Linked DNA regions of Homo sapiens: all the other regions are linked to region 1. Evidence: chromatin loops called from intact Hi-C (ENCODE). Cell type or tissue: sigmoid colon. All regions are shown on one strand. Each heading gives the region's core, and the rest is flanking DNA. Links, peaks and the distances in the headings are about the cores only. Region 1 overlaps PARVA (parvin alpha). Region 2 overlaps PARVA (parvin alpha). Region 3 overlaps TEAD1 (TEA domain transcription factor 1). Region 4 has its middle 89 kb from the start of PARVA.

Region 1 (5,786 bases), core at 391-5,390:
AGCCTATGAATTTTCCTAAGGACATATGGAAAGTCATTAGAGGATTTTAGCAAGTGAGTGACCAGTTCTGGTTTCTTAACAGTGCCTGCTTCATTAAACATCAAATACAATTAAGTAAGGTTATATATATATAATATGTAGTGGTGTGCCTGGTACACAGAGATGCTTCAGAAGAGGTAATTATTGTTTTCACATTTTGGAGACAGAATGGTTATCTCCTACAGTTTGACCTTAAAATCTGGGGTTGTGGTAGGCTGAATAGTGGCAGCCCGAAAGTGTCTATGTCCTAATCCCTGGAATTGTAGGTATGTTATCTTCTATGGTAAAGGAGAATTAAAGTTGCAGATGGAGTTAAGGTTGCTAATCAGCTGGCCTTAACATAGGGAGAGTTTCCTGAGTTATCCAGGTGCACCGAATGTGATCACAAGTGTCCTTAAAAGTGGAAGAGAGGACAGAAGAAAGAGTCAGAAGGAAGTGTGACTATGGAAGAATGGCCATGAAGATGTGACATCACTGGCTTTTAAGATGGAGTAAGGGGCCACAAACCAAAAAATAGGGGTGGCTGCTAGAAGATGGGAAAGGCAAGGAAATGGATTCTCCCCTAGAGCCCTCAGAACGGAATGCAGCCCTGCCAGCATGTTGATTTTAGCTCGACTTCTAACCTCCAGAATTGTGAAATAATAAATTAGTGTTGTAAGCCACTAAGCATTTACTAATTTGTTAGAGCCACAGTTGGAAGCAAGTACGAAGTTTTTGCACCAAACATTGTCAACTGCAGTTTAGTACATTCCAGTATTACCCTTGACCCATGCAATTTTAATTCTTTCTTGAGTTCACTGCCTATTAATTGGTACCTGCTACATGCCAGGCTGTCTGAGACAGCATCTTTGCTTTTGCAGAGTTGACTATCTAGGGGACTTGCTATTGTTTTCTGTAAACTCTAGGAGTACCAAATTCCAAATGTGCCTCTAGGTGGCACATAGTAGCCTCTCAAGTACACTGGTGAAGTGACTCCCACTTTTAATTGATCCAGGAGGGCAGGAGAGACTACAGAGCTCATGGTAAGGGATTAGGCTCTCAGCCCTAGGCATCTCCGGGCTGGGCCACCCAGGCCCCCGGGACTGCAGGGCAGGGATCAGGTTTGCCTTGTGCTGGCCTGGGCTCTGCTTGAAGTCCTATCTGCCCTTTCCTCATCTTCAGGGCTCAGCCCACAGGCCTCCTCCAGGAACACCCCTGCCTACCCCAGGCCACAGGAAGCATTCCCTCCAAGGTCTGCCTTTCCCCCCGGCAGGGACTCCGGGCCAGCTGCTCCATCTCTTGGGCTGCGGTTATTTTCTCTTTACTGTCGGCTCCTGTCTGTGGAGACAGGCCTGTGCCAGGCATACATTCAGGGGCTCAGCAATGCCTGTGGTTTGATTGGTTGGGTCTAGATCCGAAGGATTGCTATACGAGGGCTTTTGCTTTATCCTTTTAGGGAAGTTCATTCTCTCTCGTTGCTTCTCCTCCTCCTTTTGGAGACATCACTAGAAAATCTCAGCAGCAGGAGCCCAGTGCCTACGCCAGCCCATCTTTCACACTGTAGCTGCCAGAATGTTCATTCCCAAACCAAACTCTGACCTAGTTCCTCCTCCAGTGGAAAACTACTGAGGATCCCTTCTTCTCCCCACCCCATCTATAGCTATGGCTTTCAGTGTTAAAAAGAAAGAAATAAATGAAAGTTATGTGGACCCTTCTTTTTCAATAAAGTATCGCATGGAATGTTCATCATTAAGCATCTGGACTCTGGCATCAGACAGACCTGGGTCCAAATGCAGGCTCTGCCACTTACCTGTATAACCTCAGGCAAGCTGTCTAACCTCGCCGTACCTCACTTTTCTCAGCTGTAAAATGGGGGTGTGATACTGACGATCCCTAGTTCATGAGGCTGTTGTGGAGATCAAGTATGGTACTTAGCAGAGTACCTGGCCTGGTATAGCTACCAAATAAATGTTAGCTAATGTTACTAGAGCACAAGTTAATTTTCTAAGTTCTAACTTATAACAGTTATAAAGCTTATCAGTGACAATAATTTGGCTGTTTGGATGAACAAAGGATTTTTAAAAACAGATTTCACTTTTTATTAGGTTGCTGCAAAGGTAATTGCGATCTTTGCCATCTTAATGGTAAAAACCACAATTACCTTTGCACCAACCTAATAGAACAGTTTTAGATTTACAAGAAATTGTGGGATAGTGCAGAGAGTTCCCATAGGCCCTGTACCCAGTTCCCCTATTGCCAACATTGTACATTGGTATGGTACATTTATTATAATTAATGAACCAATGTTAATACATAATCATCAACTAAAGTTCATACTTTATTCAAAACTCCTTAGTTTTTCCCTAATAGATTTCTTTTTCTGTTCCAGGGTTCCACCAGGGAAGGTACCATAGTACATTAGGTTGTCACGCCTCCCTAGGTTCCTCTTGGCTATAATAGCTTTTTTACTTTCCTTGTTTTTGATGGCCTCGGCACTTTTTAGGAGTACTGGTCAGGTGTTTTGTAGGATGCCCCTCTACTAGAATTTATCTGATATTCTTCTCATGGTTAGACGGAATTGAACACAGAAATGTAAAGTTAGCAGATTATGGATGACCACTCCAGTTTTCCCTTGGTCTCAGCATCCATGAAATTAGAATCAGATGTTTATGGGGAGTCTAAAAACATGGTTTGAAAAATCACTGGAGAAGATCAAGTCTACACTCCCTGGTGTGACCTACGAGGTCTTCTCACTCCAAGCCCTGCCCACATCACCAGCCTGCTTTATCACTCCTTCCTGCTGCAGGCACCCCCAGCTTCTCAGCATTCCCCTAATAGGTCCGGGCATTGAGGCATATCGACTCATCCCCCAGGAATGCCTTCCCTCCTTTCTCTGCCTGCCTAGTTTCTTTCTAATCTCTATGCAAAGACTCTAAGATCCAGTTTAACTTATCCTTCCTCCCTGATGCAATTCCCACTTTCCTTACAGAGACTGACACTGTCCCTAGGGTTCCCTGGGCACATCTCTCTATTGTCTTTCTCAGCTCTCATGTCTGCCTCTTCCTGTACACTGGAAGCTTCTTAAGAGCAGGAGCTGAGTCATAATCCTCTATTCCTCATGTCCAGCGTGAGCCTGGCACACAGTAGGTGCTTAAGAGATGCTTAATGAATGACTCTTGATGTTAGAGAAAGGTGCCATTTCTATACCATCTTTAACACAGAGCATGTTGCCTTCATCCTAAGAAAATGGGGTGCCCCAGTGGATGATGGATACCAGAGATTAACCCTTGGGTGGGTCTTTTAAGGCCGTTTTCTCCCTGCCCCAGAGGGTGTGGGAATGAGGTGTGAGTATGGAAAGGACCACCAGGGGGCTCCGGGATGCAGTTCACCAGCCCAGGCCGAGAGGAAGGCTCAGTGGTGGCTTCAGCAGCAAGCCTGGGTCTGGCAGAATCCTCAAAGAAAGTGTGTCAAAAGAGAGGTCTGTTTTGCTACTGATGTGCCAGGCTCTGTAGCAAGGACAGGATGTACCAGCCTGTTCTTTAAACATGTGTGGGCCCCTCACTGTCCTTTGCCCCAGAGGTCCCAGCCTACAGAGAAAGGGACAAAAGATCCTGAGAGCCAAGAAAATAATATTTGCAGGAAAAATGGTCTTGTTATATGCGCAAGCAGACCTTTACTTCATTCAGACTTCCTAATTTCCCTTTCCACGCCAGTGTTAATAGTTCTCCTTGGATCGCAAACTCTTAATAGATATTCCTAAGGCCAAAAGTATCACTGAGAAGTTGGAGCCAAAATCTCAGGGCTTTTCTTTTGAATTCTATAAGAAGAGGGGAAAACAGCTGAGTTAATCTGAAATAATGAAGCTGGAATTAGAAATTGCTCTGGTCAGTAACATCCACTGTTTTGTTTTTTTGTTGTGTTATTAAGAGTAATAATAACAATAGCTCTTGTGCATTGGGTGCCAACTCTGTGCCAGGCATTGGGATGCAGGCGTCTGCCTGTGCCAGGCATTTGTCTTTGGGCATACAAGGGGAATTAGGCCAGGATAATCTCTGCCCATTCTGCCACAAAGATATTATCTCCATTTCATAGATGAGGAAATTGAGGCCCGGGAACATTGCATGATTTGTTAAGGCTAGAAATCAGATTCTGTCCAGCTTCAAGATCTGAACCCTTTCCAATCACCCAAACATGCCTCAAAAGGATATAAAATAGTTGCCAATCTTAAAACATGACTGTGCTCCAGGGGAAGGGAAGGGATTATCACACGAGGCAGAAATGTATAGGCATTACAAGTACATCCATCATTAATAATAATGACAAAAGGATGAGAATATCTTACTGTTTTGGGCCATGGGCTTCCTAGCATTCATGTAGGCAAATGAAAATACAGAGGGATGTCTGCTAGAATGCGATATGGTTTGTATTCAAAAGATTCTTGTAGTTTACTTTAAAAGCAGTGTTATGATGGAACCTGTACACTCACACATTTTTAAGAAGCAGACTCCTCCTTCCAAGGGTTTTGACCCAGCTGCACATGATCTTACGTGCACCTCTCCTCTGCTTTAACCTCAGTAGTCAGGTGAGGTGCCCCGTAGGCTCCAGGGAGCTGGCACAGGCGGCTCCTTGTCCTGAAGGCTCTCTTGCCTCTATTTCCCAAGGTGGGGATTCTAAACAGCAGAGCCCAGAACCAAACTTGGAGAACACTCGAGCCCCCAGCTGAAAGACATTAATCACCCATGGACAGGTTTCTTGAACAGGAGAAAGTTTGTAACCAGAGAACAAAGCAGTTTCTGCACAAAACAGTAACTTAAGGAGGATATTCAAAAACCTCTTGGACTTTTGTCTCATGCCATAGCCTAAGTCCCTCTCAAAGCTGCCCACATTCTCAGGACCAGACGTGTACCCTGCCTTTGGCTGGGCCCCTGGGATTCCAGGGCCACACGGCAGCCGTGCGTGGCACATCTTCAAGTTCACTTCTCCAAGCTCTGGGACTCTCCCCGTGCCAGCACAGAACTATTAATTATTTTTCTCTGTCAAACCTTTGTCAGCAACTTCATCCCAAAAGAGGAGGTTTATTTTCCCTTCGGCAGTGTTTGTGACTCTTGTAAATAAGAGATAATTACACTCCAGTTTTTAAATTAAAACAAAAAGAGCTAGAGATGCCCGTTAGGAGTTTACATTTTACAACAGCCCACTTCCTTAGTCAAAGATCCAACAGACTTAGTTTGCTGAGTTTTATGCAGATTCTGAGAAGTTTGAGTGGTTTAAATGCGAAACTTTTGTGTTAGCCGCCTGAAATGCCTTCGCTTTTGCTTCGAGTTAGTATTAAATAATTTTTAAATTCTTTCATCTTTCAGCGCTGCTGGAGGATCTTAACGCTCTAAAACTGCAATTAAAATGTGAACATTAAGGAGTTATAAGGTTAAATGAGAGAATGTATCAGAAAGCGTTTGGAGATGTTTTTATTGCACCATGATCTGACTTGGTAGCCGGAGAAATGCATTCTTGTCTTATGGCTGCTGAAAATTTCATTTTTTTTTTTTTGTCTCTAAGTTTGTGCTTGGAAAGTGAAAATATATTCAAACGAGTCCTTATAAACATTTGATCTTGTTTTCATATGAAGTGAAAAGAATTGTGAAAAGTAATTCAAAACATGGAATTAGATTCTTACAGCGTTAGTTGCGTGGAGCCATCTGCAGGGCTAGGCCAGGAGTTCTGTGGGTTATGGCCAGCCCTGGATCGATGTGAACTAACATCTAATTAGT
Region 2 (5,786 bases), core at 431-5,430, 130 kb after region 1:
GTGCTCTAGGCTAGGCTACGAGAGGCCATGAGCTCCTCATCTCTTCTCTGTTCTGAGCTCTCTGATCCACTGCACTTGGGGCAGGGGGTGCATTCTCTGTGCCTCTCCTGAGTCTACTTTCTGCATCATTGGTTCTCCCAGCTCACTTCCATAATGTCCTCCTAGGCTGCATTGGAATTGTGTGTTGTCTAGACCCATGGCCAAGACTGTCATTGCCTGTGAGGGAGACCAAGCTCACCACCAAGGGCTTTTGCCAGATTGCTTTCATTTACAGAATTTGCCCATTCATGTGTCTTTGTGTTTATGGATTAAATGGCTTTCTGACCAGCATCCCTTTGGTGTGCTTTGTCAATAAGATACAGAGCTTTCTCTCCCATTCTTTTCATGTGATTCCAATTCCCACATGGCAGCACAGACCCGCCCTAACACTGATGAAGTGGAACTCCAAACACCATGGGACAAGAATTCTTGTCACTGCCCTGGGCTGGACCCCAAACCTCTCACAATCAGAATGCAGTCAAGTCAGCGAATATTTGTGGAATGTCTGTTCTGTCTTCAACCCCACTCTCTGCACAAAATGGGTTGGGAAAGTCTCCGCACAAAATGGGTTGGGAAAGTCCAGGGTCTCTTCCCAAATGACTCTCCCATCTTAGTGGGGATGACAGGTGCAGCTCATTTGAGGTAATTCAATGACATGATGAGATAGCATCAGATACCACTGAGGGTCCCTAGTTAGATTCTTCCAGAAAATACCCCAGCCACAGCTGCCATGGAATCTTTGGGAGCATCTCCCTCCAGGATCAACAACTTCATTTTCCACACAGATTTGCTGCTCCAAAAATCACACAACTCACCCTAAAGCCAAACGGAGACTTGGGGTCATTCTTCTAAAGTACTACTTGTTGCTAGGAAATCACTGGCTTTATGCTACAGATTCCAGATGACCAGCAATGACCCAAAGTCCAGCCTAGGCTCTACTGCCAGCCATTTCGACTTTGTCTTCACACACAGCTTCCTTGCCTCTCTAAACTCACCGTTTGGTCATCCCCATTGGCAGGCATCTCTACTCTTGTCCCAGAACATAAAATTACTGCAGAAAATTCCAGAATGGACATGCATCAGCCAATTACTTTGTCATTTTTCAATTGCCATTGCGTGCTCCCTGGCTTCTGAGAGTCCTCTAATTCTCACGGATTGCCTTCATCTTCCATACACCTGTGCCCTACCTAATCCCCATGTCCTTCCACTTTCTCCCCGCTTATGTCTTCATCTCTTCCTTCACCAAGAAAGTCAAAGCTATTTGCTTCATGTTCTTTCCATAGCATCTCAACATCTTTTCTCACTGCCTCTCTCACTACCTCCTGCCCCAATTCTGAGGCTGCCACTTCCTCCACCTGCCTGCTCCAGGACTGACTCCCTCCTTCTCCAGCATCTTGACTTTCACTCCTAACACATACAGGTTCCATTCTCACTGCAGTTCCATCTTCTGCCCTGTTTTACTTTTTCCTTAAGGCAATTTCCTGGTCTCATACAGACCCATGCTAATTCTATTTCCTTCCTTTCTCCCTTCTTTTATGAACCCCTAGATTCTGCCTTTAATTTTCCAGAAGATAAGTTGTCCTCTGAGTTGTCAGCACTGAACCCACTGGCTGGCCCTGGCCCCACTCCCCTGCTCCACTCCTCCAGGAACTTGGCTGCCACAGCCTCAGGGGCACTGCATTTGTCCCCTTCTCACCCGCCCTCTGGCTATAGCTCTGTGTGCTCCTAGGTGGAGGTCTTTCCTCTCCCCACCCCCGAACATGGGTGTTCTCTGGAAGTGCCCTCCACACGTCTCTTCCTACATGTCCCCTGGCTTCCACCCCTGCTTGCCCTCCCTCCAACCCCAAGATCTCACCCATCCGCGTGGGCATGTCCAGCTTCACAGCATCTTTCAAGCGGGCTACCCCTTGTCCCCCTTAGCACATTCCAAACTGGATTTTTATCCTTCACCAGCCCTGCTCCTTCTTAGACATCCCTCATCTCTTCGAGAGCTACCATCTCCTTCCAGACCCACAAAGGAGTTCTACATTTTCTGCTCCCCCCAACACATCCAATCAGTTCTACCAATTGCTCCTTCATGAACCATCTGTTTTGCACTGGTCCTCTCCCTCTGTGGACCCCCAACTAGTCCCCTAATCTAGGCCTCATCCTCTCATGCCCAGATATTGCAATGACTCTTAACTAGTTGCAGGGTTTTTTTCCCCATATTTTTTTCTTTCTATGCTCTAAAATCTATCACTATATTAAGAAGTTTCTCTTTAAGCTATCCATTCTGTGTGTATTCCCTGCCAAAACTTCTGGAAACACAGCTAATTTCACATCCCTCTCAATTAATACTAACAGTTGTGTTTATTGAGCACTTACAGTGTACACTTCACACAAATAATCTCCTTTGGTCCTTTCAACAATCCTGTGAGGTAGGTTCTATTATCCCCATGTTATAGGCAAAAAATTAAAAAATAAAAAACATAATGAAGGCACAGAAAGATTTAGTGACATGATCCAGGTTCCATGTCTTGTAAGTGACAGAGCTTTGAGTCCTGGCCACGTGGCTCCAGAGTTGAGGTTCTAGCCGTTTAAACATGGTGTATCTTCAGAACCTTTGGTGGTTCCCACATTTGTTTCCTGCCAGCAGCTGTTCTCCTTTGCCTTGTTTTCAAATGGAACTCCCGAAACAACCAGGCTCTGAACTGATAAGGCTGTCACTAATTCATTTATTCTTCATTTGTTCAATAAATATTTAAACACTGCCTATGATGCCAGATGCTGCGCTAGGCATGGGAGAATCCACAGCAAACAAAACAGACATGCTCTCAGCCTCATGCGCTTATGCTCTAGTGACTTCCAAGCCTTGACACTTCCCTCTGACCCTTGATTCAGATCCAGATGGAACCAGGCTGCATCTCCTTCCAAGCTTTAGCTTGGTCTGACCCTCTCCAACAACAGTCACTGCTAGGATCCTGTTACTTCCTCCTCCGGTTGTGCCTTGCATAACCTGTGTGCTGCCAGAGCCTAGGGTGTTCCAAGAGAGACACATGCTCCGGCTGCCAACCCCCTTTCTGCTCAGGAGACCGCAACTCAGTGATGATCTCCAGTGGAAAAAGACAGACTTGAAATAAATTCTTGTTGGACTCCAGCCATGTACCATGCACAGAAACCTATCCATCATGTAGATGCTAACCTGTCAGGTAGGTGCTATAGTTACCCATTTTACAGAAGAGAAAACAGAGGTTCGCCAGCTGGCTTCAAATCTAGCTCTGTCTGACTCTGAAGTCTTCATTCTCTCCAGGATGTCCTGCTGCCTCCACATTCCTTTAACCCTGGCTCCCCAACACCACACAGGCTAGAGGTGAGGTCATGATCAGTGTCAACGAGGTTTGATTCCAACTGTGAATCAAAATTCCTTTTACCATCACAAATACTGTTTCCTCTTGACTTTATGTATTTATCTAGTTAATTGACGGAGGGGGAGTGGTGGGGCTTTTCTTAACTGATTGCAGGAAACTCTGAAATTAAACAAAGAGGTTTATCCGAACTCTGAAGTTGTTCCATTTCTGTTTGTTTTTAGAGACAGGGTCTCACTCTATCACCCAAGCTAGAGTGCAGTGGTACAACCATAGCTCACTGCAGCCTCAAACTCTTGGCCTCAAGCAATCCTCCTGCCTCAGCCTCCCAAACAGCTAGGACTCGAGGCACATGCCACCCTACTTGTCTAATTCTTTATTTCTATTTTGTAGAGACAGAGTCTATGTTGCTAGGCTGGTCTTGAACTCCTGGCCTGAGCCTCCCAAAGCACTAGAATTATAAGTGCCAGCCTTGAAGTATTCTTTTAAGGGTATGCTCTGTGTCTTTTTATGCGAAACACTTGGTTATTTGGAGTACTCTGGGAAGAGGCACAGGTATGAATGCCTGAGGAAGCCTCACTTCCTCTCCAACAAACAAGTGGCCTGTCTCTGCCCTTGTGGGGACTTGGGGGGCTGTCCTCCTCTGGGTAGAAAGCTAGAGGCAGGTTGAGCTCCCGGCTTCTGGACTGGAGTTGGGGGGAGAGGGAAGGACATGGGTGGTACAGAGGCTGGAGTCTGCAGCACCACCCCAGCTGACCAGTGCTGGGCCCAGGGAAATAGCCAGGCTTGCTGAGGTCTCATAGGCAGGAACACACAAGCTGGTCACAGTTCAGGCAGGTGTACAGGGAAAGGAGGATTCCAGCAGGTAGGGCTAAGCGACAGGCAGCAAGCAGGGCTTGAGATCAGGGGAGATGGCACCACACAGAGGGGGCTGGCCCAGTCTGCCAGCCTCAGACAGGGGACCAGCTGGAATTAGTAGTGGGCTTTTTGAGTCCCATTGGGCAATTGCTGTGCAGGGCAGGTGAAGGCAGGAGCTTAGGCCCGTGAGAGGGATGAGAGAGCCAGGGAGGAGGGTGCTGTCATCAAACAATGTCCAGGTGCTCCAGGTAGATACTAGGTCTTTAATAACAGAACTTTTCCAGGGCTGTTGAGTTATTGCCTGCCTGTGAACCTCTACCTCCCCACACTGCACATCAGCAGATTGGTTCCTGAGACTGTGGCTGGGAACACCAGTAGACCCAGAGACAGGGGACTGAAAAAGCAAGATGACAGCAATCCTGACTTACGGCCTACTTGAGCCCAGAGCCCTGCCTGGAAGCACACGGCTCCACTGGCACAGCCTGTGCCCATATGTGAATAGACTTTACTGAAAGGCTCTGCTTCCTCCATTCGTGACTCAGCTTTACTCACACTGGCTGTTTCAAAAGTTGAAGATGTACATCAATGCATGTTTATAATAAGCCTATGAGATCATTTTACAAAATCAAATTCCAGGGACTGAGAGAAAACAAGTCACAGGCAGCAAGTTTCTTCTCTTGGATTTTCCCAATGTGAAAATCTGCAGTCAGGTTACACTGCTAGAGACTCGACTCAGGGGAAGCCCAGGGGAGAGAGTGCAAGCACATTTTATTAGGATAGCCAGAACCCCTGAAAACTTTGATTTAGGGGCAAAGGGCCTATGTTCAAGCCTGGCATTTGCTAGCTGTCTGATACTGGGCAAATCACTGTACCTCTGAGCCTCTCCGTCGGTAGTGAGGATGTAAGGGGGGCTTGTCACTTGTTGAATCCTGGTTTGATTTTGCCTGGCTCAGAAGTGTCTCCCACCCCGCCATCTTCAGGCCTCTCTCCTGAACCTATGCTCCAACTATGAGAGTAATCATCCCACACCGAGGAGGGCCACTCCACAACCCAGGGCTGGTGAAGAGGCTCAACAATAGTGTGGCTATGGACACTCTGTAAACCTGAAAGCTCCACAGCAGTAGGGGTTCCTAGTGCTACCGTTATTCCTGCAAGCCTTAGGCCAGGGTTGGCAAATAGTACCATGCTTCCTCTGCTCCTCACATATCTATGGCAGACATTACTAATCAACCCAGCACTCTCCCCATTGCCTTTTGACTAGTGATGTCTTTGGGAGAGTGGGAGGGAGACAGGAATATTACAAGGAAAGCTGCTTGCCATTGTAGCCTTGTACAAATTTTATAGCTCAGGATGCCAATACAAGGCTCCAAATAAATTCTTAATGCCCACTCCTGGACCAATCAGTTATGATTGGGGATGGGGCAGGAGGTAAAATATATAGAAAGATAGTAGCTACCACTCAAACTACATATTTACCAGAAGGCAGCATGTTTATCTGCTCAAGATGTTCTGTTTTTAGCCTCCAGAAAAGCCACGTCCCTAGGT
Region 3 (5,786 bases), core at 373-5,372, 280 kb after region 1:
TTGTCATACCGTTTCATCTGTAAATTAGTACATATTTTAAAAATATGACTCTTTTTAAAAAAAAACAACCAACTATTGATACCGTGATCACACCAGCACTGTAATAACTCCTTAATGTTGGCCGGGCACGGTGGCTCACTCCTGTAATCCCAGCACTTTGGGAGGCCGAGGTGGGCGGATCATGAGGTCAGGAGATCGAGACCATCCTGGCTAACATAGTGAAACCCCGTCTCTACTAAAAAATACAAAAAATTAGCCAGGCGTGGTGGCGGCCGCCTGTAGTGCCAGCTACTCCCGAAGCTGAAGGCAGGAGAATGGCGTGAACCCAGGAGGCGGAGCTTGTAGTGAGCTGAGATTGCGCCACTGCACTCCAACCTGGGCGACAGAGTGAGACTCCGTCTCAAAAAAAAAAAAAAAAAAAAAATAATAAGCCCTTAATGTCAAATATCTAGTCACTGTTTGGATTTCCTTGATTGTCTCATAAATGTTTTTTCATAGTTGGCTGGTCTAGATGAGGGTCCCAAACCAGATCAACAGGTTATATTTGGTTGCTGTGTTTCTTAAAACTCTTTAAATCACATCCCCACCTTTCTTGTAATTGATTTGTTACAGAAGCCCCTGTGTTTCTCTTCTAGACTGCCTCGTTCTGGATTTTGCAGTTGTATCTCCATGGTGCTGTGTATTTTATTCTCTTATCCTCTGTATTTCCTATAAATGGGAAATTTAGATGTTGACATTTGATCTAATTCAGGGTTTTTAAAAACTTTTTTGATGCAAATATTTCATAGCTAGTATTCTACCAGGAGGCACACAATGTACAGTGTCACTTTTTCTGTGATGTTAGTGCCATTGATTGATGATCTCTGCCTGTATCTATTATTTCATGTAGTTTTTGCAAACTGGTGGTTCTCTGATACTCTAGTTCTGTTTTTGGAGACAGGTCTCACTCACTGTGTCACCCAAGCTAGAGTGCAGTGATGCGATCCCGGCTTGCCGTAGCCTTGACTTCCCGGGCTCAGGTGATCCTCTGACCTCAGCCTCCTAAATAGCTGGGACTGTCAGTGCGCCACCATGCCTGGCTAGTTTTTTAGTTTTTTGTAGAGACAGGGTTTCATCACTCAGGCTGGTCTGAAACTCCTGGGCTCAAGCGATCTGCTCACCTCGGCTTCCCAAATTGCTGAGATTACAGGCGTGAGCCATCTCACCCAACCCATTCCTCTTTTTATGGAGAAGGTTTCTCTTAGCAACTATATGGTTAACCTAGCATATAGTTTGTAAAGGAAAGATAGTTTTTTTTTGTTTTGCATATCATTAGGCAATCACTGATTTTAAATTATTGAATGCGTTTCAGTCCATTGCAGTTCCTCCTCTTACTGATGCTCAAATTGTTTCATCTTTGGCCAGTGGGAATTTCTTTAGTTGGCTCCTGTGGCCTTTTGATGTGACCCTATTAATAGTCTTTTATAGTTTCCTTGCTGTCCAACCTCTTGTGTATTCTGGGAGATAGAATGAACCATTTCTGCAGAGTTTGGGTTCCTTTTAGTGAGAAATGGAGTTTCTAGGCTATGATGTGTGTGCTAGGTTCTCTGCTTTTTTTCTCCTCCCACTCCTTCAGTTGAATAATCTGCTCACCTTTGGAAATGGATCCTGCCTGCCATGTCAACTCTAATCGTGGTAAAAGCTTTCCTTGCACACTTGCTCATGCCTGGCCTCTTTGGCTCTCATTTGCCACTTTCATGCTTGTGCTTGTCATCTTGTCCTTTCCTCCCTTAAGAAAAAGACCAAACTGAAGAATTACCATGGATGGTTTGTGGTTTGACTTGCCTCCTGAAGGCCAAAGCTCATGTTAATGTAGGCTTCACAGAAGTCTTTAGTCATTGCCTTCATCATGTCTGCCTGATAGTTTGTTCTATTCCTTGTATACATAACCAGGACATGAGAGATTCCTTATCTTATTACCACCGTGAGCCATTCAGGCTGCAAGCTGTATTTCGATGGTATTGTTGGGTACGTTTGTACTCATCTGTTTCAATAAATATTGATTGAATTAAGCTTTGTACTTCTTCTCCAAAGTGTTTAAAATAGAATGTATTTAATGTCCTAGTCATTTAAAGAATTTATCACTAGTCTATTATTTTTATAAGCTTAAATAAGTTAAAGATTTGTAGTTTTAGATAGATTTATGCATTGGATCCCTAGTTGTAACATAGCTATTGTTTTAGTGCTGCGGGCCTATAGTAGTAGGCCTGCAAGTCTAAGATGAGTGTTTTTTATTTAACAAGTCTGCTATTAAACTTATTTTTAGTATTATAATTTCTGTCTTTGCTTCTTGGAAATTGTTTTATGCCCATGTTGGTGCATCATAGACTATGCACTTAGGCCAACCACCCCCCAGTCCCCCCAGCAAAGCAGGGCTCATTTTAAAGACACGCTCTAATGCTTTCTTCAGAGTTTCCATTCAGACCTACAGTTTTAGCTTCAGTAATACTTTTTTGTTTTGTTGGTGAAACAAAGCTGTATGCGTTCACAGTGCAGCCAACACAGTCTCATGACGGCACAAGTGAATAGTCCTGAAATTATCATCATTCTCCACACCACTGAGAAGTTAACCAGCATCCTGGCCTGGGAAATTTTGGATACACATTTAATGCCCCTCACCCACCACCCCGGCTTTTTTTTCTTTTTAAAGCCGCAAGCTTAATGTAATGGTTCCTCTGTATTAAAGGAAAGTACAGTATTGTAGGGGTTTATTTCCCCCCCGCCCCCGCTTTCCTCCGTGGGCACTGAGAGTAGGGGGAAGAGCCCCGTAATTCACAAGGCAGGCTTCTGTGCCCCGCGGTAAACTCAGTTTCACAAAGGGAATTTTCATTATGGTCCTGTGGCTCCCTAACATAGTGGAGGCTTCAGGAGGCAAGTGGTAAAAGCTACCAAAGAAAAAGCTGGACTGGAGCCACTGACGTCATGTCAGTAAATCTGCTGGAGGAGCCCAGCCATGCAGCGCCTGCCAGCCGGCCCCTGCACTTTGGCCTTGCCTGGTCAACTGTTCTTACTGCTTCCTCCACCCCCACCCCACAGAACAGCCTGTGTTTTTTGTGTTCTTTTCCCCCTTTTCCTTCTGTGCAACTGGGCTGTGTTGAAACCCATAAAGGCTTTTGAAAACCACCCCTACTGGTCCTGTGCTTAATGTCTTGTGTGGGGATAGTGGGGAGAACCCAACAATCCATGAATGAGGGAGGCTTTAAAAGTTTTTTCTAGTGGGGACCTCTTTGTGATGAATAAATCCACAGGGAACATCATGGAAAGCAGCCAGAGGTGCGAGCCCCTGGTGCTTAGTACTTTTAAAGAACTTCGCTTTTAAGTCCTGGGCTGTGTGCACATGTGTGTGTGCGTGTGTGCATGCGCACAGTAAAGGACAGAGAAGGCCAGTCAGCACATGGGTGGAAATACAGAATTTCAGCCTTCTAGCAGAGGATGATTTAAGAGAATGAGTTCCAATGCGAGTCCTTTATTACCCATTAATCATTGGTCTGCTCACTCTGAACTCTGGTTTGCAACTGGAACAGTTAAATCTTAAGCTACATGCTTCTGTACATCCTGGATATTTAGAGTCACAACCCCAGATGGGCCTGAATTAAAATATTGCTGTGCTAAATCTATTTTTACATCTAGGGGAATGACATCTAAAAATAAACCTTATCCCACCTGTTATCCACTTTTGGGAAGTTGAAACGCTGTTAAGTCGCAGCCCATGGATTAAGCTTTGATGACGGCTTCCCATGTGATGCCTGCATTCCACTTTTCCTGCCACTGGCATGATGTTTTCATTGTTTCGGTAACCGTTGTCCTCCTGTTTATTTTGCTGTGAATATTCATTTGCAAATAAGAGTGAAGCATAGGTTCAGACTGGTTTTGATTTTCCTGAATCTTAGGGTCAGAAACATATTAAAAGCAGTATCTTATCCATGAATCATGAGATGAGTCAGTTCCTGAAACCACTACAAGCCTCATAGTTCTTGGCTACAAGCAAAGGCAGGAAATCCAGGCTTCAATAACTTCCTTTCCCAGTCCTGGCTATAGCCGCGTTGGTGGTTAGGTTCTGCTGCCTGCCTTTGTAAGCGGTAGGAAGATGTATGTCTGAGGAACAAAGGCACTTGAGTCAATTTACTGAAACTGTTTATAATTTGTGGTCTTGATCTGAATGTCAGGCTGCGTTGGCACACCCTGCTCTGCTGTGCGGCCCGGCACAACTCAGCCAGGAAAGGCGGCAGGCTGAGTCCGGGGAAGTGCCCCAGCAAACACATGGCAAATGTTTCAAGGGGCTTTAGTGTTCCAGTGAATCCTAAAACTAGGGGACATGCAAGCCGACACTAGGCAGAAAGCTCTGGATTCCATATGTATAGTTGAAGTATCGACTCTTTGTTTGTTCTTCACTTGAGAGAAAGGAGAGAAAAAAGAGAGAGAGGGGAGAGAGACGAGAGAACAAACTAACACACTCGCCAGCCTGCCAAGCTCTGGCCTGTCTCTTGCTTTTACTTGCAGTTTACTTCCTTATATACAGGGTCCTCTTTTTTTTTTTTTCCTTTTGCAGTGTTTCACGCCAGTCTTCCTGACTTCAGAATCAGTTTTATAACTGTTTTATTAAATATTTTAAAGAGTAAGGGAGAAACACGAAGTTGTCTCCCAATGTTGGGTCTGCTGTGACTCGTATTTATTTTTCTCCTTTATGAGCAGTGCCCACTTTGTGTACGTACCCAAGTCAGAGCAGAGTTGGGTTGGTGTTTCTGTGTGAAGTTGGGACTCACTGTTGCTTTGTGCTTTACTTGTGAATTTATGAGCTTTTTCAATCTTGAGAAAAATTAAAATTGAGTGTGACTCATTTTCATTTACCAACTCTTACCTTCTTTTTCTACGCTAATTGGTGTTAGCTAGCGTGGGATTTGAGAAAATGGGACTGAAATGAGACCCTTCTCCCCCCTACTGTAGGTTTATATGGAGTCATTGGAAGTTCTGATAGAAGTCTAAAAATAGCATGGGTAGACAAACCCTGTGAAAAGACACTGAGGAAGATGGAAAAAAATTTGAGATGATGAGCAGTTAGATATTGATGCTACCTTTTAAATTGAGCTTGTTTCCAATTCATAGCTGGCAATAGCTCAGAAAGGTCAAATTCTATTTCAGCCTTTGTAAAGAATAAAATAAAAGCAAATGCAAAAGTTTGCCTGGCTTTTTAATCAAGTGTGGCTAATTCAGCGCACAGCCAGGCTGGCGAGGGCCACTTCGTTCTTACTTGTCGTTTGTATTTTGTGTTTGGGTAATTTTCTGTTCAACTTCAGGCCTCACTAAAAGGCTCTGATAAGCTGTTGAGAAAGTCGGGCTCATTTTGATTTTAGAGGCTTGACTGAGAGTCATAATTTCTGGCTGTGGTTCTCCAGATTTCAGGCTGGTACAAAAACTCCTTAGTCTTAGGTGAGTTTCTTTGGAAATCACTGTGAAAATATATTACTCTCATTAACATGTAAATAGTCACTGTCTAAACTTGGAGGAGATTTTTCCTTATGTTAAGAGAGGTACAAATCCAGTTATTTTTATTTGTCCTTCATTGATCTGACAGTTAACTTCTTTTTCATGTAGATTTCAGGCTGGGATTAGAGACTGAATCTTGAATTGCTTATCGTCTCTAGACCAAGTTGTTCGGGGCCAGGGATTGATTAATTAATTAAAATCAATGTAAATGGATTTGTAAGCCTCCTGTAACAGATTATCCTATTAGCAACCACACAGAGCAC
Region 4 (5,000 bases), core at 1-5,000, 120 kb before region 1:
GTGAGACCTGGCAGGGAGTGGAATATCTAGGACTGTTTCTAGACAGAAAGAAAGACAGAGGGCTGGGCTAGCTGGGCCTTGGATTTAGGGTCCTGGATTCAGACCCTCCCTGCGTCCATCTCCCACACCCACATCATGCCCTTGGGCTTCCTTTCCGTTCATGCTTCCTGGCCCTGCCTGTGTGCACATTCAGATGTTCACCGTCCCCATCCTTTCTCTCCAGCAGTGATGGAGGCGCAGGGGCCTGAAGCCTGGGAATGCATCTGCAGGCCTTGCCTGGGAACAGGGAACACGTGGACCCCACTGCCCACTCTCACACCCTAAGTGACCAAGACCTGTTTTTCTTCTGCATGTGATGTTCATTTTGCTCAGCTAATCCTCAAGGCCCAGCTGGCAGAGGGGTCTTCCACAGGAAGTACAGTGTCCCGCAAATATGTTTCCCTTGGAACCAGGCCAAGGGAGGGCCACAGCAATGATGGTCCACAGCCTCAATTAAACCTGGTTTCCAAAGGGTTTGGGGGGCTCTGTGGGGAAAGGGGAGGCAGAGAGTAGAACTTCCTGCAGCTTCCTGGCTTCAATCAGAGCAGCTCCAGTTTTTAATGTATTACATATATGGAACATTGATGGCCCGTGATGACCTTAGCTTTAAATAACTGTTCTGACATGAATGAATATGTGCATGTACGTATGTACACATGCATGTATAAATATGTCTACACATATGCATATACGCATAGATGCATGTAGATGCTCACTGATGATCTTAGTAATGATGGTTCATAATTTGAGGCATTCTCTGAGGGTGGTACCTGTCCCATAGCAGGGTCTCAAATATTTGATGCCAGGTGTGGTGGCTCATGCCTGTAACCCCAGCACTTTGGGAGGCCGAGGTGGGAGGATCACTTGAGCCCAGGAGTTTGAGACCAACCTGGGCAACACAGTGGGACCCTGTCTCTATAAAAAATAAAAATTAAAAAATTATCTGCGTGTCGTGGTGCATGCCTATAGTCCCAGCTACTCGGGAGCCTGAGGTGGGAGTATCATTTGAGCCCGAGAGGTCGAGGGGGCAGTGAGCCATGACCCCACCACTGCACTCCAGCCTGGTGACAAGCAAACAAAAACACAAAAATATTTGATGTGTGAACAAATGAAAAGTTTGGTAGAGTGTGTTGTGGGGACAGCAGTATGGTGTGAGGGAAGGAGAGAGTTCAGTCTATTATAATCATTAGTCTATTGACTTGTGGTAATTGAGCTATAGGAGATAAATTCCTACTTACTCTACACATTTAATGGACTCTTCCTCCCACCCCATCTTCCCTGTCCCTTTCTTTTTCCACAGCAGCTCTGCAACGGGCCAATAGCTTCCAGTCTCCAACCCCAAGCAAATACCAGAACTGGAGGAGAGAATTCTGGTGGAGTGAGTCACTAGCTCTCTGGGGGTGGGAGGCTGGGGCTGGGCAGAAGATCTCTGGTTAATTCTCAGGGGCAGCCGTTCTCATTCCTTACATGGTATCTCTCTGGCATGGCCTCCTGGTTGTCAGAGGCAAGAAATAAAATATAAGCTTGACTTTATTTCCACTGCTGACTAGAGGGAGCCTTTTCCAAGGGACTCAAGATCTTCCCATCCCCCTCCACCCCACCCCTGGCTCAGGAATTATGGAGCCTTAGGATTCTACAGTTTCACCCAGACAGGGCCTTAGCCATCATTGCCTCTAAGCTTTTTGAAATACAGATGAGTAAACTGAGGTTCAGGAACTCTATGATTTGATTCTGTACACTGGAGTGAGACTGGGCCATCAGATTAACGGCCTCACACAAAACAGGATGCTACACACAGACACCCACACATCCACACACACACACATGCACACGCACACACACTCACACCCCTACACATACACACACATACACACCTGCTCCTTTTTCTGAGTCACCCTTGGTCCCAGTGTCCTGGGGAAGAGCAGGGCTGTGGCAGGTGCTGAGGCGGCAGGCCCTGCCAGGGGGCGCAGTGAACACGCACAGTCTCACAGCATCTAGGCAGGCCGGGGATCCAGGGACTGCAGCACTCACTGAGCAGAGTTACCTCCTCAGGCCCTGAGCGAGGGGCAGAGACTCTTCATCCAGTTCCAGGCTCATCGCTGCCTTCCACCTCCCCCCACACCCACTCCCTCTCCAGCCTCACCCTAGGAGAGGAGGACCCAGAAAGGCCTTGGCTTAGACAGGGGTTTCTACCAAGAAACGTTGTTGCAGTTGGAACTGAGCCCTGGTCTTCCTTCCTTCTGAGTCAAGGCTCCCAGCCAGTGAGTCATTCCCCCACCATCCCCAGACGCACCACCGTCACACCAGGTCAGGCTGGGACAGGGGCACCTTGGGAGCAGGACCCAGGGCTGCACTCTTGGGCAGGCCACTTCATCTGAGGACAGCCTAGAGTCACTCCTGAATCCTCTGACAGCCCCCAGCGGCGACAGCAGAGGGCAGAGGAGCTAGCATTGCCACACATGGGTCATCGCCTTTACTGCCCTGCTCTGGCCCTCCCCAAGTCCCTGGAAGCCTGCTGCCCAGGCCCGGACTATATGAGTGTAGGGTCCATCCCAAGGCTTCCAGCCCACTCTACTGTGTGCCACCAGTGTGGGGGATCAGTCCCTCCTCAGGAAGCTCCCAGCCTGGGGTGAGAGCAGGGAGGCTGGTGGGAGACCCTCCCAATAGGGCTGGGTCGCTGGGGGAGGTGCAGGAGCAAGAGGACTGCTGAGCAGCCCCATGGTGTCTGGGATGGGCCTGGGAAACTCAGCCTTTAGTTATCAAGGAGTATTGCACAGCGTTTCTCGAGAGTATACAAAAGCTGCTTTGAGGGCAGGGCTTGAGTTTTGATCATTTCAATCAGCCTAGTGTCTAGCATGGTCTGGCCCGGAGGAGGAACCCAATCCTTGTTTGCTGAATCAATGAATGAAGTAAGGAACCAAGGAGCGAGCTGGCTGGACTGCGTACAAAGGGAGGACATGGATTCAGGCCTGCTCAGGCTGCCGCCCCTAGAGGGCGCTCCAAGACTTTGAGGGGGATTTGAGCCTTGCAAAACCTCCAAGTTCTGGGAAGCTGCACCATGGAGTCCCAGTCTCCCGAAAATCCCCAGAGCTGAAAGCCACGAGAGCCATCTTTTTTATTGTCTTTACTTTGCCCAAAAGAAAACCTCAGGGAGCAGGGCTGGCATTGCCATTGGGAGCAGAATGCATGGTACCATCCCTCCTGTCCAGAGGCATTACTGCCCCATCACAGCTGGTTCTGGCCCCAAGCCCCAGGTGGGAGGGCCGGAGGGGATATGTGGCTGCCCTGGGCACCCTCCCCAGCTGATCATGCTGCCAGATGACCTCTAGGATCTACGAGAAAGGTTGCTGCTGCCAGAGGGCCCAGAGAGGAGGTAGCACAAGCGCCTGACCCAGAGGCAGCCTGGATGCTGAAACTCAGGCGCTGGTGTGCGCATCAGCCTCCTTCGCACAAAACAACCCTAAGGGCCAGCTGCACGTGTGACTGAGACCCCTGCAGAAGGCAAGGCAGCCCCCGGTGGGCCATACCAAGGTTTCAAGGAAACGGCCAGCAGAGGGGGATGTGAGTTGGCCAATGAGGAGCTCTTGGCTCAAGAGTTGGAGAAATCCTGGCTGGGTAGAGTGTGCAGCCCCCTCTGGAATGGGCCAGGGCTTCAGCAATGTCTTTACTGGACGCGGCTTGAGTGCGTGAGAGGGTGGGAAACTAATGGAGTTCATATTTTGCTGACAACTAGCTTTTACTTTGTGTCCTGTGCCACTGGGCACCTCTTGTTTTTTTTTGTTTTTTTTTTTTTTCTTCTTGAGATGGGGTCTCACTTGGTCACCCAGACTGGAGTGCAGTGGCGTGATCTCAGCTCACTGCAATCTCCGCCTCCCAGGTTCAAGTGATCCTCCCACCTCAGCCTCTCGAGTAGCTGGGACCACAGGCGCGCACCACCATGCCTGGCTAATTTTTGTATTTTTGGTAAAAACAAGGTTTCGCCATGTTGGCCAGACTGGTCTTGAACTCCTGAGCTCAAGTGATCCATCCACCTCGGCCTCCAAAAGTGCTCTGATTACAGGTGTGAGGCACCATGCCTGGCCAACTGGCAATCTCTTTTTAGCCCATGTTATCTGCTCAACCACCCCATGAAGCTGCACCAGACAGCCCACTTTTTGGATGAGGAGACAGGGGTTAAGTAACTTGCTCAGAGCCAGGCAGCTGGTATGTGTGTGAAGGAGTGGACTTCCAGGCTCCCCTTCACCATCTTCTGAGAGAACCCCAAGACACAGTGGGCATCAGGAAGGGTAGGTTTCTCATCACCTCTCTCCCCAGGCTGTGCCCACCTCCCAAGCAGTGGCTTGAATGGCAGCCCAGGGACAAGGGGCTCGGCCTGAGCTGGGGCTTTGCTTCCCCCATCTCCTCAAGCCCTGCTGGAGTTCCATCTTGAAGGCAGTGCATGAGGACCACATGTGGAGAGAAAGAGACCCCCTAGCAGGGGTGGGAGTGGGGATTAGAGAAAGGAGAAGAAGGGAGTGGCTTCTGGGTCATGACCTCGTGAGACCTGAGGTGTTTCTGTCAGGCTTGTTTCCTGAGGTGGCCCTGGCTTCCTGTCAGGAAGTCCCTGAGGGATCCTCAGGGGGAACAAAAAGGCAGTCTGTTGAGCTGAGGGGACTTGAGGCAAGTGAAGGAGTTTGATTCAGAAGATGGCAGAGAGGGAGAATGAGGGTGCAAGGAGGAAGGGAAGAAGGAATTTGGCAAACTGAGGACAAGAACGGGAAGCAAGGCAAGGACTGACTCACAACTTTTGCCTTTTTAGGCTTGAACCTTCTAATCGTGGGCTGCGATGGGGGTGCGGTAGTGGGAGGCAGGCCAGCCGCCTCCCCAGCAGCTCCTTCCTGCCGCCCTCAGATCAGATCTGTTCCCAGAATTACCTTTTCCCTCCAAAGCTTTCTGCGAGGCCTCCCTCTGGGAGCTTGCTG

Evidence for each region. Hi-C counts contacts between places; a loop is a spot of excess contacts. Peaks named below come from ENCODE experiments on the same cell type or tissue, not always from the same donor. Only the 100,000 strongest peaks of a DNase experiment are listed, where the experiment ranks them.
Region 2: a loop joins it to region 1, with 6 times the contacts of the local background. A loop is called at or near these places in 4 of 110 quality-filtered maps.
Region 3: it touches region 1 in a loop (4-fold over the local background); 4 of 110 quality-filtered maps call a loop at or near these places.
Region 4: it touches region 1 in a loop (10-fold over the local background); 4 of 110 quality-filtered maps call a loop at or near these places.

The regions. Positions count from the first base shown.
Region 1 is chr11:12,409,086-12,414,871 of GRCh38, forward strand. The region is part of intron 1 of PARVA (parvin alpha); the gene reads left to right. Among named protein-coding and RNA genes, the nearest start is that of PARVA, 34 kb to the left of the region's middle. In sigmoid colon, for the core only: a CTCF peak has its summit at 3,368 (motif pointing right); DNase peaks (open chromatin) are centred at 1,546, 2,816, 3,426 and 4,643; H3K4me3 peaks cover 961 bases; H3K27ac peaks cover 3,365 bases.
Region 2 is chr11:12,535,000-12,540,785 of GRCh38, forward strand. PARVA (parvin alpha) reads left to right here. Exons shown (of 13, transcript NM_018222.5): 13 at 1-357. Among named protein-coding and RNA genes, the nearest start is that of TEAD1, 140 kb to the right of the region's middle. In sigmoid colon, for the core only: no CTCF peak of the experiment used is centred there; DNase peaks (open chromatin) are centred at 3,052 and 4,675; H3K27ac peaks cover 1,123 bases.
Region 3 is chr11:12,689,840-12,695,625 of GRCh38, forward strand. All of the region lies in intron 2 of TEAD1 (TEA domain transcription factor 1), which reads left to right. Among named protein-coding and RNA genes, the nearest start is that of TEAD1, 18 kb to the left of the region's middle. RefSeq lists an enhancer at 3,569-4,768. In sigmoid colon, for the core only: no CTCF peak of the experiment used is centred there; DNase peaks (open chromatin) are centred at 2,982, 3,344, 4,142 and 4,498; H3K4me3 peaks cover 2,025 bases; H3K27ac peaks cover 3,283 bases.
Region 4 is chr11:12,285,748-12,290,747 of GRCh38, forward strand. It overlaps a transcript of MICAL2 not described here. Among named protein-coding and RNA genes, the nearest start is that of PARVA, 89 kb to the right of the region's middle. In sigmoid colon, for the core only: CTCF peaks have their summits at 1,963, 2,168, 3,031 (motif pointing right) and 3,230; DNase peaks (open chromatin) are centred at 1,454, 2,024, 2,314, 3,034 and 1 weaker place; H3K27ac peaks cover 2,608 bases.